Regions from separate parts of the Homo sapiens genome. Here region 1 is linked to region 2. Evidence: chromatin loops called from intact Hi-C (ENCODE). Cell type or tissue: heart right ventricle. All regions are shown on one strand. Each heading gives the region's core, and the rest is flanking DNA. Links, peaks and the distances in the headings are about the cores only. Region 1 overlaps CERT1 (ceramide transporter 1). Region 2 overlaps ANKDD1B (ankyrin repeat and death domain containing 1B).

Region 1 (8,340 bases), core at 134-8,133, 170 kb before region 2:
TTTAAAGTACTTATACTTTGAAATCCTTTTCCTGTAATCCTGCTCTGATCTGTCTGGTTAGTTTTTTGCACTGAAAATACAAAAAAAAAGGGTGGATTTAATCTTTCCGGTGGTTCTTCCAGCTCTCCCTCACTAGTGCTCCTTCTGTCTTCTCAAGGAACATATCTTGGTCTAATTTTCCTTGCCACAGGGTCCCCTTGCGGCAATGGGGTAAAAGCATGTAGGACCACTGCACTTGAGTGTGTTACCTTTTTCTTACATGATTATTTTGCAGTTTTGCCATTATCTATCTACAAGTAATGTTCAAGGTGTTGTTTCATGTCAAAATGATATAGATGTGAAGTTATTTTGTATCTTTTAGGGAGATAACATTTTGGGATGCGGCTTACCACAAGCCTACCACCTACCACTGTCTTCAGCTACTCAGAAGCCCACACAGTTTAAAGAGTTAAATCATTCTGAACTCTTTGAGTCAAGGTTTGATATGAAAAACAGTTGTAGCTCTTCTTACCTTTATTTCTCTCTCCCTAATCATTTTCACCTTTTTCCTGATAATACATAAAATAGCCAGCACAACACATGTCATAGTTGCTCAGTCCTTATTTATATTTTAAAAAATCTGATAGTAATGGCCAGGTGCAGTGTCTCACACTGTAATCCCAGCTGTTCGAGAGGCCAAGGCTGGAGGACTGCTTGAGCTCAGGAGTTTGAAACCAGTCTGGGCAACATAGCGAGACTCAGTCTCTACCAAAAAACAAACAAACAAACAAAAAAACTCCCCAAAAATAGCCAGGTGTGGTGGTGCACCTGTAGTCCCAGCTACTACGGAGGCTGAGGCAGGAGGATCATGAGCCCAGGAGGTCAAGGTGGCAGCAAGCCATGATTGCATCACTGCATTCCAGCCTGGACGGCAGCATTAGGCCCTGTTTAAAATAAATAAATAAAATTTTAAAAATCTGATGGTAGAGACAGAAAGATGAGAATGAGATCTAAAGTGGTTCATTGAAAAGCTGTGGTTTAGTTGAGCCCAGGAGGAAAGACAGGCTTTTGATACCAGAGGAGGAAAAGGCATTCCAGATTAATAAAAATTTCAATTGACAAAGTCAGCAAACAATGTCAAGGTGCCAGTTAGACAAGCAGCCAGGTTGGTATAAGGCATGTTCATATGTTCCCCTCATACCTCTTCCCATTTCTGATACAATCACTATACTCAAGAGTTTCCTTAAATTTGAACTTTTACATCGATTGTTGAGATTGTTAGAACAAATAGCACAATACAGTATTTTTTATGTATAACAACTCAATTGATTTACATGTCAGAGCAACTATCAACGTCCAGAGAGCAAGCAGTTAAGAAAATGAGATGATACAAAACACCAGTCATGTCCATTCTTTACTTGAGCAAAGCTATTTTTCCTGCTTTAGGAAAGTGGTTCTCAAACTTTAGGACGCATCAGAATCATTTGAAGGGTTTGTTAAAGAAAGAATGCTGGACTCCATATCCAGGGTTTCTGATCCATTAGGTCTGGGGCAGGCCTGAGAATCTGCATTTCTAACAAGTTCACAGTTTATACTGATGTTACTGCTCTGGAGATCACACTTTGAGTACAATAACCTCTATCGCATTTTCCTCTTATTTAATTCTTCCTTGTTTTGATGGGGCATATCTTTCAGCAGAAGACAGACGTCTGTGTCTGTGGATGTATTTTACTTTTTATTATGAAAAATTTCACATATATGCAAAAAAACAGAATAATGAACCCTCTTACCATCATTTGCCTTCAACAATTATTAACTCATGGTTATTCTTTTTTAAAATCTACATCCTCATCAATTCATACCCTTCCAAAGGCATTATTCTGAAGCAAATTCTAAACATATCATTTCATCTGTAGACATGTAAGTATGCATCTCTAAAATATTTTTTAAAACAACAAGAGGTAAATTTGTTGAGACCATATTTTAAAATGCTTTTAGTCTGTCCTTATACTCGCTTGGTGATTTGGATGCATATATAATTCATTGTCGAAAATAATTATTCTTCAGAAGAATGTAGGCATCAGCCATTGCATCTTAGTTTCCAGCACTGCTTTTGAGAAGTCCACAGTCATTTTGAATCCTTAACCTTTGTTGTTATGTTTTTTCTCTCTGGAAGCATCCAAGATCTTCTTCCCAGTGGTCTGGCTCAGCACAATGTGTCTTTAACATGAGTCTTTTTAAAAATCTATTATACTGGACCTTGCTTGATGATTTCAATGTAAAACTCTTGTCCTTTATTTCTGTGAATTTTTCTTTTATTATTTCATTGATAATCCCTTTCTGCTCTGTTCTCTCTGCCTGGAGCTCCTACTGTTCAGATGTTAGAACTCCTGGATTATTTCCTTAATTTTACCTATGTCCTATTTACTACCTTTAAAAAAACAAAAATCTTTTTCTTTACTTTCTAGAAATGTCTATAATTCTACCTTCTAACTCTTCTAATTTCTTTCCTCACTGCTACCATATTTATAATTTCCAAGAGCTCTTTTTTAACCTCTTCCTTTTTTATAGTATACTTACTTTTTCATGATTTCAAAAACTCTTCTCTCTTTAAAAATACTGACAAATTTCCTTCTTTTTGTTGGACATCTGAATAATGTGTTTCCTAGTGTTGCACTGATTCTCTTGATCTCTTTCATATTGGAAACTTTCTTCATATGACTGATAGTCCTTTGCTGTCTGCTCATTTTTAACAGTAGGGAATCTTCTGACTCGAAACCCAAAGGCTGTACTTTGAGTTTACCAAAAATGGGCTTCACCACAGGATAATCTAGTTGGGCTACTTTGCTAGGGAAGCTATATTGTTATCTTTAGGTCAAAACTTTTACGCTGGTCAGATTCTTAGAAAAGACCCCAGCAACCTCCTGTCCTGAGGATTAAAGTTTGTTGGCCAGAGTTTGGAAGTTGGGGAATAGTGGTGGGATAGGGTCATGTGAGGCTCAGTAGCTAGTTTGCTTGCTTCCCTAATCCCTCCTCTGTATTCAGTGTGATACTTTGATTTCAATTGTATCTGGTGACTACTCCTCTACCCTCCAAGACCAGACACCCACGATTTTTTTCTCTATAGAGGTCCAGTGTGGGGAGGAAATAGAGAGATTTGATTGTTTCTTAAATTGACATATAACTCATCTTCCTTATACACTCTCCACCCCCAACTCTCCATTCCAGGAGGTATCCAGAACTGCTACAATGTTATATAATTATGATGTAGATCTAGTTTTGAGCTTCCCTAACTGATAGTTTAGGATCTGGGTTTCTCAGATTTACTAACTCACTTAGCACTTGACCATTTGTTTTCCAGTTTCTACAATGCTGTCTTCTGTAGTTTCCTCTCTTGTCCACCCTGTCTTTTGGGATTTCGACAGTTTTTAGCCCCATTTCTTTTCTTCATAAGAAGATAAAGTAGATGTACCTTTACCTGGATGAAATTCCTACCTTGTAAAAAGCCAAGTGAAACTATTTGAAGTCTTTCACAACAGGAGACAACCTTACTTTATGAAACTGGGTTTATATGTAAGTTTTCAGGAATCATTACCCTTTCCTATCTCCCACCCTTGAGACATTATCACTTTACAGACTGCCTTAAAATCTAGATAAGATTCAACTGGTCATGGCTTCTCAGTCTTTTGGTTCCGTATAATTAATTTATAAGTAATCTTTTTCAAGTGATGAATCCTCATTAGAGGGAAAGTATATTTTTAAAATACGTAATTGTTGGATAATATATATTCTCTAAATTGGAAACCAAGAGAATAGCTCAGCTTTCTTTATCAGCCATAATTTTCTTCCTTCAATAAAGACATGACCAGGTGCAGTGGCTCATGCCTGTAATCCCAGAACTTTGGGAGGCTGAGGCAGGCAAATTGCTTGAGTCTAGAAGTTCAAGACTAGCCTGAGCAACATGGTCAAACCCCATCTCTACAAAAACACACAAAAATTAGCCAGGCATGGTGGCGCATGCCTGTAGTCTCAGCTACTCGGGGGGCTGAGGCAGAAGAATTACTTCAGCCCAGGAGGTAGAGGCTTCAGTGTGCCGAGATCACGCCACTGCACTCCAGCCTGGGCAACAGACTGAGACCCTATCTCACTTACAAAAAAAAAAAGACAGAGGCCAAGCCTACACAGCACTCACTCAAAGGAAGCTCAACAGGAATACCAGCTTCCCTGGTGAATGCACTACTTAACGAGTTGTCAGCAAGTTTTAAATTTAAGGCTTTGTCACTTTAAACAACAGAGTGCCACTGCAGATCCAATATAAAAAATAAAAATGTAAAAACAGTGAGAAATGTTGCCTCTATACACAAAACATAGAAAAAAGTAAATAATAATGCTGTTCAGAACTCATGCTAAATGACGAGTTAATGGGTGCAGCACACCAGCATGGCACATGCATACATATGTAACTAACCTGCACATTGTGCACATGTACCCTAAAACTTAAAGTATAATAAAAAAATTAGCTGAAAAAAAAATAAATAAATAAAAAAAAGAACTTAGAGCAAAGTCATCAAAATACACATTCAAATAGGTCTTAACTGTAGATAAATTTTTAGTGTTAGTGATAAAAATCAGTCTCTCAGATTGGGAGAAAATATTTGCCAAACATGTACCTGACAAACGTTACGGTATCCAGAATATATATAAAGAATTCTCATAACTCAACATTAAGACAACAAACACAAGATATTTAAACAAACATCACAAGAGATACAGATAAGCAAATGAAAAGATGTGCAACATCATTAGTCATTAGGGAAATGCAAATGGAAACCACAATGAGCTATCACTACATACCTACCAGAATGGTTAAGATTAAAAAAAAAAAAAAAACCCAAAAAATGTGACAATACCAAATGCTGACAAAAATGCCAAGCAAATGGAATTTTCACATAATGCTGGTGAGATGGTAAACTGGTACCGCCACTTTGGAAAACAGTTTCACAGTTTCTTATAAAGTTAAACATATACTTACCTTACAACCTAGCAATCCCATTCATAGGTATCTACCCAGGAGAAATGAAAATATGCTTATGCAAAGACCTGCATGCAAATGTTTAGAGCAGCCTTATTTATTGTATCTCAAAACTGGAAACAAATATATATCCGTCAACTGGTGAATGCATAAGCAAAATATGGTATATCCCTATAGTGAAACAGTATTCAGCAATAAAAAGCAACAAGTTAAGAATACATGTAACAACATGATGAGTAGTAAAAGCATTATGGTAAGTTAAAAGCCAGACACAAAGAGATGCATACTGCATGATTCCATGTATATAATATGCTGCAACAGTGGTTACCAGAGGTTGGGGACACAGAGGGTAACTGACTACAATGGGGCAGAAGAGAACTATCTGGGAGGATGGAAATATTTTATATACTCATGTGGTAATGACTATATGACTGTATGCATTTGTGAAAACTATAACTGTATACTTTAAAAGGGTGAATTTGACCGTGTGTAAATTATATCTCAATGTGATTTTTTAAAAGGCACAACATATCTTTTTTTTAAAAAAAGACATAGAATAAGGAAAACCAAAAAAAGGTAGGAAACAATAAATAGATCAAAGAAAAAAAGACTATCAAGAATACACAGAAAACATATAAAGAGTTAACTATTTTTTTAGGTTGGTAAATAGAACTATTTGGTGGAAGAAAATTTCTGAACAGAGTTGCATGAGAATCTGTTCAAACATGACACGCTACGTATCCCGGCTCTAGTGAGTCAACTGCATCTTTGTCCCCCTTTGATAAAAGGGTCTGACAACTTCTGTTCTTTAATTTTTTAACTGTAGGCTTTACTCCCAACATAAACATTTCACAAAATAAATTTGAGAGACTACTACTATGTGCCAAGAATTGTACCAAGTACTTTTATATGTTATTTCTTTTAATTACATAATCATTCCATACTTAGACATTATCCCCCTTGTTTAATCAGTTAAGGAAGCTGAAAGCTCAGAGAAATTTAGTAATCTGCCAAAGGTACCTTTGGCTGTAAGCAGTGATATGGTTTGGCTGCATCCCCATCCAAATCTCATTTTGAATTGGAGTTCCCATAATCCCCATGTGCTGTGGAAAGGACCTGGTGGGAGGTAATTGAATCATGGGGGCGATGGTTTTATAAGGGCTTTCCCACCCTTTGCTTGGCTCTCATTCTTTTTCCTGCCGCCCTGTTAAGAGGTGACTTCCGCCATGATTTTAAGTTTCCTGAACCTCCCCAGCCAAGCAGAACTGTGAGTCAATTAAAACTCTTTTCTTTATAAAAAGAAATACCCAGTCTCGGGTATTTCTTCATAGGAGCATGAGAACAGACTAATACAGTAAAGTGGTACCGTAGAGAGTGGGGTGCTGCTATAAGGATACCCGAAAATGTGGAAGCAACTCTGGAATTGGGTAACAGGCAGAGGCTGGAACAGTTTGGAGGTTCAGAAGAAGACAGGAAAATGTGGGAAAGTTTGGAACTTCCTAGAGACTTGTTGAATAGCTTTGACCAAAATGCTGATAATGATATGGACAATGAAGTCCAGGGTGAGGTGGCCTCAGATGGAGATGCAGAACTTGTTGGGAACTGGAGCAAAGGTGACTCTTGTTATGCTTTAGCAAAGAGACTGGCGGCATTTTGCCCCTGCCCTAGAGATCTATGGAACTTTGAACTTGAAAGACATGATTTAAGGTCTTAAATTTCTAGGAAGAAATTTCTAGGTGGCAAAGCATTCAAGATGAAGCAGAGCATAAAAGTTTGGAAAATCTGCAGCCTGTTGATGTGACAGAAAAGAAGAACGTATTTTCTGGGGAGAAATTCAAGCCTACTGCAAAAATTTGCATAAGTAACAAGGAGCTAAATGTTATCACCAAGACAATGGGGAAAATGTCTCCAGGGCATGTCCGAGACCTTCATGGCAGCCCCTCCCATCAAACACCTGGAGGCCTAGGAGGGAAAAATGGGTTTCCTGGGCTGGGCCCAGGGCCTTGCTGCTTTGTGCAGTCTTGGGACCTGGCGCCCTGTGTCTCAGCTGCTTCAGCTCCAGCTGTGGCTAAAAGGGGTCAAGGCCACTCTGAGGACAGTTCAGGCCATTGCTTCAGAGGGTGTCAGCCCCAAGCCTTGGCGGCTTTCCCACGGTGTTGGGCCAGTGGGTGCAAAGAAGTCAAGAACTGAGGTTTGGGAAACTCCGCCTACATTTCAGAGGATGTATGGAAACACCTGGATGTCCAGGCATTAGTTTGCGGCAGGAGGGGAGCCCTCATGGAGAACCTCTGCTAGGGCAGTACAGAAGGGAAATGTGGGGTTGAAGCCCCCCCACCCCCACAATCCTCACTGGGCAGTACCTAGTAGAGCTGTGAGAAGAGGGCCACTGTCCTCCAGATCCCAGAATAGTAGATCCACTCACAGCTTGCACTGTGCACCTGGAAAAGCTGTAGACACTCAATGCTAGCCTGTGAAAGCAGCCAGGAGGGGGGCTTGTACTCTGCAAAGCCACAGGGACGGAGCTGCCCAAGGTGGTGGGAGCCCACCTCTTGCATAAGAGTGACCTGAATGTGAGACATGGAGTCAAAGGAGATCATTTTGGACCTTTAAGATTTGGCTGCCTGCCAATTTCTCCCATTTGGAATAGGTGTATTTACCCACTGCCCATACCCTCAATGTATCTAAGAAGGAACTAACTTGCTTTTGATTTCACAGGTTCACAGGTGGAGGGGACTTGCCTTGTCTCAGATGAGACTTTGGATTTGGACTTTTGGGTTAATACTGGAATGAGCTAAGACTTTGGGGGACTGTTGAAAAGGCATGACTGTGTTTTGAAATGTGAGGACATGAGATTTGGGAGGGGCCAGGGGCAGAATGATACAGTTTGGCTGTGTCCCCACCCAAATCTCATCTTGAATTGTAGTTCCCATAATCCCCATGTGTTGTGGGAGGGACCTGTTATGAGGTAATTGAATCATGGGAGTGATGGTTTTATAAAGAGCTTGTCCCCCTTTGCCTGGTTTGCATTCTCTCTCCTGCCGCCCTGGGAAGAAGTGCCTTCTGCCATGATTGTAAGTTTCCTGAGGCCTCCCCAGCCATGCAGAACTGTGAGTCAATTAAATCTCTTTTCTTTATAAATTACCCAGTCTCAGGTATTTCTTCACAGCAGTATGAGAATGGACTAATACACACAGTTAAGGTCTGAACCCAGATTTGACTTCACGGCCCATGCACAACGTTTTAAGCACTTCGGAATTAAGAGTTGCTTTATAAATATTTAACAGTCATGTTCCTACAACCCCTACACAAAATAAAATGCACCACATATA
Region 2 (8,340 bases), core at 246-8,245:
TCCTGAAAGGCACAAACCATGTAAGTTTCTTGAAGAGCTAAAAATGTTATCGCACAAAGATAGATGCAGAAGCATTTTGTGTTCTTCCCTTTCCCTTGTGACATTTAGGCTCTTGATCTTGTTGGATTCATCATTGTTTCAGGAGATGGAATGAGGAGAGAAGGACAAAGTGAAGTGGCCCACAGCTCCCAAGTTTGCTGGAGCTCCCCATCCTCAATCTTACTTCTTTTAGAATTCCTGGGAGCTAGGCACTGTGGAAGTAAAGCTGAGGCTGGGTTGGAGAAGACCCTGCTTTTTACAGTCTCTAAAACAATTATGGGTAATTCACACCTCCCATTCCTATTTCAACTTCTGTACACAAAGTTCAGATACTAGAGGAAGGTTTTGCCCTTCTTGGCCAAGCTTCCCGGGAGGAGCTTATTGCATTTCCCTTGTCGAGCTTCCTGGAGGAGGTTTCTGATGCTGTGAAGGATCCATGGTGGGGGCCCATCAAGTTCTTCTCATCAGTTTTTAAACCCAGGGTCCTAGACAGTTTTGGTTCATTTCCTGCCCCAGCCTGGATTCCCATCTTGTTGTCAAGAATATTTTCATTAAGATACACCTCTATTTAAGTGAAAGACAAAAATAGAAGTCACTATACATGAGAAAGGAAGTCCCAGACTTCTTGGTGGGCCACTTGTCCTGCATGTCCTTAACTGATCTGCAAACTTCTGCAGGAGGATTACCTGGAGGCCTAGTGGCATAAGCACAGCATGCAGTTCTAGGAAGCAGTGATGCCTGCTTTCACTCAGTGATTTTCTCCGGTGTTTGTGGTTTGATTCTGCAGGACTCTGGTGGATTCTGCAGAAGGGACAAAAGGAACCTTTCAACAGTCAGAAAACAAGATGCCAATCTAGGCATAGTGCTGTTGGTCTGAGCCTGGCTATAGTGACTTTAAATGATGTCCACTCCTGTCCTCTCCACTCCCTTAGTCACCTCTTCCCCAAGCCCCAGCCTGAGCTAGGCTCCTAGTTTACTCTCCTTATGCTCACCAGAGAGCAGGATGAATGAGGGACCAGCTGTGGGGTCTTATTAAGGATACAGCCAATCTGGGCTCACCGAAGCTTCAATATGAGAACATCAAATACCCAAAAGAAGAAATGGGGGTATGGGTTCAAACAAAGGCCATTAAAGATGGTTTTGTTGTTGTGACACATCCTTTGCCAAGACAGCCTCTCTGTTCTCATTCTCTGTTCTAAGCAGCATGGGACACAATAGGCAAAATCCCTCACATTTCCTGTGTCAGACAGACGGTACCCAAGCTTTTAATTTCAAGCATTTATTTCCATTTTGGATGGCAAAAAAAAAAAATATATATATGATCCAGTGACAGGAGGCATTGAAAACATAGTCTCGGTTACCACCTTACTAGTTATGTTTGAAAAACATATATACTCTGAAATAAGGTAATAAGTAGAACATGTCTGAAATCTTCTGATACAATTATTTTCACTTTAGGAGCATCATGAGAGCATCAGGGACCCGTCAACAGGCTTTACTCTGACATTCAAGCAAGATCACAGTCTGGAGACCAGACACATTCGCACGCTTCTCTGGGACCTGGCTTACCATCAGCTGAAGGCCAATGAGTGGCAGAGGCTGGCCCGTTCGTGGAACTTTACAGATGACCAGATTAGAGCCATTGAGGAGCAGTGGTCGGGTGAGTACAGACTAGATGATGTGGGCAGGAGGAATTCACTGTTAGGAACAGCAGTGCCTCCTGGTGTGAGGTCTTCCAAGGAAGTGTGTGGCACTCACAATAAGCTGCAGTCTTCAAGGGGCCCAGGAATAGGGGCAGTTAGCTTAGGTCCACACCAGTGATTTGGGCATTAAGATTTGCAGAAAGTGAACACTCATGGTCTGCAGTAAACCGAAGTTTGTAAAGGATGATTATGTGTATTGACCCATATCAGACATGTGCATTTAGCCTAGAGAGACAGTAAGATTCCCAACTGGACGGTCACTAAGGAAGCAAGCAAGGATTTAACAGTTGGTGTGTCAGTGGGAAGCCAATCTGATTTCTATGTTCCTTGAGACTGTCCTGGGGTGAATGGGTTCATTCTGTAATCAATAGGCTCGCTGTTTAAGTCTGCGCTCCAGAAAGAGGAATTCCTTAAAGCAGGTGGGTGTAGGAGAAAGGGTTGTTGTAGGACACTGCCTTAGGGGAGACTTGGCTGTGCCATGAGCGACACGGCAAATACAGACTCAGAGGGCTTTCTTGGCTAGATGATTCCAAGCAATGGAATCATTTCAGCTGGACTCAAACTGTCATAATTAGTGAAGTCAGGTCAGCTAGATTCCTTAATTTTGTTTTTTGTGGTTAGACGAAAACCTAGGAAACATAGAAAGTTTACTTGGCATTAATCAACTAATTAGCTTTGAAAACAATGAAGCAAACATGTTTCTTGGCAAAGTTTTCTATTCAGAGCACTGCCCTCTCATGGACATCCTAAGACGAGAAGGTGTCCTTGCTCAGGGGTCTATTTGTATTAGGGATTGCTGGGAACTGGGGATGGCAGAAGCACAGTCCATGAGCACACACTATTTATACCACATACAAGTAAATTATGAGACTTTGTATTGCACATTCTTAGGATACATTTTCATGTGAAAAATAGAAGATAATGTATTGAAAACATTGAATACTAACTAGTTTCTAACTAGAAAAATTTTTTTATTGTTAAGATTTCTTTTTTGTCATTAATTAGGCTTATAGTGTTCTGTGAAGTCTTTAGGAAAATTGAGTTGCCTCCTGGAACTCTAACTTGACCTAAAGAGATGACTTGAAAATATAGTGTATCTTCAGAGTACTTGCCAGCAGGATAAGGGGGATTTTAAAGTGTTTCGATGGAACCTTTATGGAGGGCCTGGAGTGTTTATTTCTGCTGGATGAGGGATAGATACATCAGCTCTCTAAGCCATGCATGTTTGATGGAGTTTATAATCTAGTTGGCACAATAACAATGACACTTGCAATTCAATTATATTGTGATCCAGGGTAAGGTTACTGGCACTGGGGAGTTTGTGGGCTTTTGATCAAAGGAGTGACAGACTCATGATGGTATTTAAGAAAAATTAGTTTGTCAAGAGCAAGATTAGGAAAGGAACAGAGGACTTGTCCAGGAGTACATTCTGTAAGTATGCAGTTCCCTCTCCCTGAAATGCCCGCTTCTCCATATCAGTCTGTCCAGTGAACTTCTCCCTCACCCCTGCAGAGCTCAGGCCCTTCCCTTGCACAGCATGTCTGCTCCTGCACACTCTCTCTCAGAGCAAGGAGCCTGTAGTGAAGTCCTGTTGGGAACCACAGAGGCTTTGTGGCTCCCTATCCCGGTACTTCCCCCAACACCTCTCTAGGCTGAGATATGCAGTGAGTATTTATCAAATGAATAATCCTGGCCCAGGGATGCAAACTTCCCTCAGAGTAGCTTCCTTGAGACTGGAGTGGCAGAATGAATGGTGCATGCTTGCTGCTCAGAGTGGGGAATATGGAGCAGCAGTGGCAGCAGCACCCGGGAGTTTGTTAGATGCATGGATTCTTACCCCAGACCTACTGAATCCAAACTTGCATTTTAGTAAGATACCCAGGTGAAATAAGCACTGTGAGTTTGAAGAGCACTGGTCTATGAGAAGTTGCATATTTCATTAAAATTGTTCCCCCTGGGCAGGCACCACAGCTGTCCTCTCTCTTGTACACTCCTTTGGGTGTGTGCCAAGCATAGCAGGTGCATAGCACAGGCTGGAGGGAAAGCAAATGCTGGTCATCATAAAGCAGCACAGCGAGGGCAACTGGAAGGGCTTTTTTCGAAGAGGAACAGGCAAGCAAACAGTCATTCAGAAAGTTTAGTTGGAACTGAGATCACAATGGAAAGAGATAGCAGCTCGTGGTGTTTTACCTCGGACCTCTTGTGCTTGGCACAGGAAATGAAAGCTTCCGTGAACATGGCCACAGGGCTCTGCTTATCTGGCTACACGGGACCCTGATGACTCAGGGTGACCCGGCCAAGCAACTGTATGAAGAGCTGGTACACGCAGGTTTCCCAAAACTAGCTGGTAAGTGACAGTTTCAACAACAGAAATTCTTTCTCCCTTAAAATTTCAGGAAGCAGTCTACAGAAATATCATCCTGACCAGCTACAGCCCCAGCGTGGTGTTAGCTGTGGCTCACACGGAGTATGGAACTATGGAAGGGGCTTGTAAGCTGTCAGCAGCTTCTCCTTTGGGGAATGACCCAGTCAATACTGGTTACTCATTAGCCTGGCAGTTCTGTGTCATCCCCCTACTCAGCATTTGAAAAAGTGTGGGAGTGTTTTTGTTTATGTGTATGTGTGGTGGGGGCAGGTGGGGTGGGGCAGAAGTGCTAAACTATCCCATACAGTTATAGGATTGTTCTCCACGACTAAGAGTTGTCTTGCTCAAAATGCCATTTTACCCCTGTTGATAAACTGCAGGTTAGTGTATTTGAAAATGTTATCTCTAGGTAGAACAAAAAGAGCAGACAGGCTATTACTTTGCCACCTGAGGTTATTGCTAAAAATCAGTCTGCCAAAATCACTGACCATATTGTCAGGAAAGATCCTTTAAAAACTTATCAATAAATTAGGCGGTGTTGTAGCTCTCATGTAATAACAAGCATTCAAGCAAAATACAGGAACATCTGCCATTATTTTCACTGAAGCAGTTTTACCTGGAGCAAGAAGATAAATGAGTGAACACCGACTGATCCAATAGTTTCCAGCAGTAGTAGGTACAAGGAACAATGTGTGGATACTTACCTTCCATCACATGATCTCATAATATTGGAGTTTTTCCCTCAACTTTTACCCTGTTCCCATTGGCCCCGAGAATACTCACCAGTGGTGCTTGCAGCATTTACCCTGAAAAAACTTTGCCATGAATTATCTTGTTTTTATTATTATTTTTGGATCACTCTAGTATATTGACTTTGGAAACAAAAGATATCATTCTACTTATAGCATTCTGGTTTTACTAGTGGTATTTCCATTTACAAAATATGGAAATTCTTGATCATTGAAAATGTCAAGTCCTAGAAAATGTAGCATTCCTATATGTGATGTTAACATCGTTCTCAAACAATTGTTGGCCAAAGATTCATTCCATGAATCCAATTTTTCAGAAATTGATGATTCGGATGATTCAGACTATTCTGATGTTAGTTCTGTTTAGAAATAACTCCAAGAAGTTTGTATATTTGTTTTTCACAATGAAAATCAGATTTGCTTCAGCCTCAAAGAGCGTATTTATGTAAAATTGAAGAAGTGCTGGCAGTGAGCTGCACTTTTTTTTCTAAATGGGAAAAGGGTTAAATGTATTCTTCCTATGAAAGAGGTTCCATAAGAACTCTTAGAGAAGATGAAGATGCAGTCCACTGAACTGGCTAAGGGTATGTGTTCTGACGCAAGGCTGTGTGAGCTCACTCTTGAACTCCAAAGCTGACTGACTGGTTGTAAACCTCGAGCAAGTTCTATGACCTTCCTGTGACAACCTTCTCATTTATTAACTAGGAAAGAAAATAAAAATGTTTACTTCAAAGGGCTGTTGTGGGATTTAATGAATAATAGTGCCTGGTAGACAATCAGTGCTTTAAAAATTTTAGGTATTCATAAATGTTATCTTATTTTTTCCAGAAAAGACTCGTCATTTCAAAAGCAAAACTGACTCAAACTCCAAGAAATGTGTAGTTTCATAAATGCCTAAAGAAATTGTATTTACATGATTTTCCACTCAGCATTCAGTTCTTTTAATGCCATAAATTTCTTCTAGCAGTAGCACTGATTTTCAACTATGATGATGGTGGTGACAGGGAACTCTAACAGATGAAAGAAGAGTAATACCATGATACTTTTCAACCACTAAAAAGTCAAATATAGTTTTTTTTGCTGAGGGCAAGTTGTATGTGATTTTCCCATTTCTATCAATCATTTGATGTAATCCATGTAATAAGATAATCTAGGACGGTTTTGTATGTCATGTTTTTTTAAAAAACTCATGGGAGCAGCATCATGGTACAGTAAAAAAACAAGGGTTTTTATAATAGACAAATATGGTTTTGAACTTGGTTTTGCCACTTATTAGATGTGAACCTTTGGGCATGTTAATGTTGTTTACGTTCTTAGATCTTCAGTTTCCTTCTCTATAAACTGGGAGAGATGTCTATTTAATCCATAGGGTTGGAATGAAGATGAAGGGAAAATGCCTGTGTAGCCTCACGCCCATAGTACGGAAATCAACTGCTATTTCTCTTTCAGTAAGAGAAACTGGGTTTGGAATTTATAGTCATTGTTGACTTTAAATCACACATTTTGTGTAATATATTACTTAGGAAAGACCAGAAGTATGTACACCATTTTTTTTTTTTTTTAAATCTCTTGGTGATGTAATTACAGATGATTATTTTCTTTGTACTTTTGGGTACATTCCATTCTTTTTTTCACAAAGAACATGCATTATTTTTGTAATCTAAGAGTTATGAAATAAATGTAAAATTGAGTGTCAGTTTATGTGCACCTATTCATTGGAATTTAAGACTCTCCATTCTCAGATTCTGACTCTAAATTTACAAGGCACATACTAAAACCATAAGCAATTTCAATCCAGTTATTCTATCATGAATTTATAGTTTTATGTCTTTGTCTCATACTGATTATAAATGGCCCACTTAATCTTATGAATGTTTAAAACAGGTAATAGATTCACATGATTCCAAAACGTTTTTCAAAAACATATTGAGAAGAAGTATTGTCCCATCTGTTCTTCAGTATGGCCAGTTTCCACTGACCTCTCTTTCTCTATTACTGCTCCCCACCAGATTGGGGTAACCTCTTTATGCAAAAATAAACAAATATGAATATATACTATAACTGTGTCAAGTGTTAAACTGTTGAATTTACATTAACTTAGGCCAACACTAATTGCTTGGTGCTTTAGACAACATACATTTCTAGAGCTTAAAGCTTAAAAATATGTTTATAATATTCTTAATCACAACATTCATAATATTCACTTCAGTTTGTCCATATTGTTTTGGCTTGGATACTGAAAACCATTCCTAGTTGTAGTCTAGATTCCTCAAAAAGTAGAGCTTGTCTAAGACCGAAGTTTGTGTGCAACAACTTTTTCAGAAGTGTACATCCGGGGAAGGAGCGGAGGAGAAAGGGGAGTTGTCTAGGGAGGAGGGAGAGCAAGAACAAAGCGAATTACCTAAGTGGCCATCACTTGGTACAAGCATAACTGATTATTTAATCTTGGGCTACTCTATTCTGAGAGACATGATATACTAATGCATCTCAGGACAATTCATACAGGGAGAAGGAAGGAAGAATTGGTCTGTTTACCATAATGCCAAGTATTAATTCTGGGTTGCATGAGTGGGCTCCCCAGTGGAGCCTGCACTATCCTGACTCAACTGGGAGTGAACGGGGAAGCCCGGGAAGAGCACACACATGGAAAGGGCACGAGATGAGGTGCTTGTGGTTTGTGTTCATGAAAAGCTTGCTGAAGACCATGAGGGGTGGAGCTGTTTGTTTACCACAATGGTAGCTGGGCCAGAATCCAGAACAAGTGTTGTGTAAATATCTAATACCCTTTAAGAAACAGCCTAGTAATTCAGAAAGGCCTTAGGATTCTATTTGCCTATATCACATTTATTCTCTGATGTCCTGTGAACAATGTGAGGCAGCAAGAAAACCTATTTCCTATAATAAAAATTAGTGCAGAGAACTTATATTCAAATTAGAAGAGGCTTCAGATGATTAACTCCATCCACTCTGTTAAAAGAGATGGAAATTGAGGTCCTGGACAAACTCTTTAGAACCTGTTCATTTTTATGTATAAGTACTGTGAAATAGTAGGTAGATTTTATTCTTATTTCACAGATGAGGATCCAGAGATTCATTTAATTGTCTGGCCCACACAATCAGTCAGCAATGAAACCATTAGAAGCCAAGTCTTGTTCACCTAAATCAGTTCTGCCCAGATGGTTTCTTTGTATTGGCCAGCCATTGAAAAATTTCTGCCCAGGCCTAGGTTTGCTGAGTTGCTCAGGGCTACGCCACCACAGAACAGTGTTTAGATGTTCGGGGAGAACAAGGTAGGTTCAGTGCTGCAGAGTTTCAAATAATAAGGCGAGAAAGAACACCAGAAACAGGCTCATTCTAACAGGAAATTTCTGATACTTCTGTAACTCTAGTGCTAGTATTACAAATGTTTTCCCTTTTGGCATTAAAAAATGATTCATAGGTGTTGCCGTTTCCGTCTATTTTCAACTGTTGTTAGAGTCCTGGA

What was found. A loop is a pair of places that touch in the nucleus more often than their neighbours do. Peaks named below come from ENCODE experiments on the same cell type or tissue, not always from the same donor. Only the 100,000 strongest peaks of a DNase experiment are listed, where the experiment ranks them.
Region 1: a loop joins it to region 2, with 2.2 times the contacts of the local background. A loop is called at or near these places in 3 of 110 quality-filtered maps.

What each region holds. Positions count from the first base shown.
Region 1 is chr5:75,491,433-75,499,772 of GRCh38, forward strand. All of the region lies in intron 2 of CERT1 (ceramide transporter 1), which reads right to left. Among named protein-coding and RNA genes, the nearest start is that of CERT1, 16 kb to the right of the region's middle. In heart right ventricle, for the core only: no CTCF peak of the experiment used is centred there; no DNase peak of the experiment used is centred there.
Region 2 is chr5:75,665,295-75,673,634 of GRCh38, forward strand. It overlaps ANKDD1B (ankyrin repeat and death domain containing 1B), which reads left to right. Exons shown (of 14, transcript NM_001276713.2): 12 at 1,498-1,699; 13 at 3,958-4,089; 14 at 5,685-6,552. The coding sequence ends at 5,746. Among named protein-coding and RNA genes, the nearest start is that of POC5, 48 kb to the right of the region's middle. RefSeq lists an enhancer at 1,685-2,186. In heart right ventricle, for the core only: a CTCF peak has its summit at 2,491 (motif pointing left); a DNase peak (open chromatin) is centred at 3,999; H3K4me3 peaks cover 705 bases; H3K27ac peaks cover 542 bases.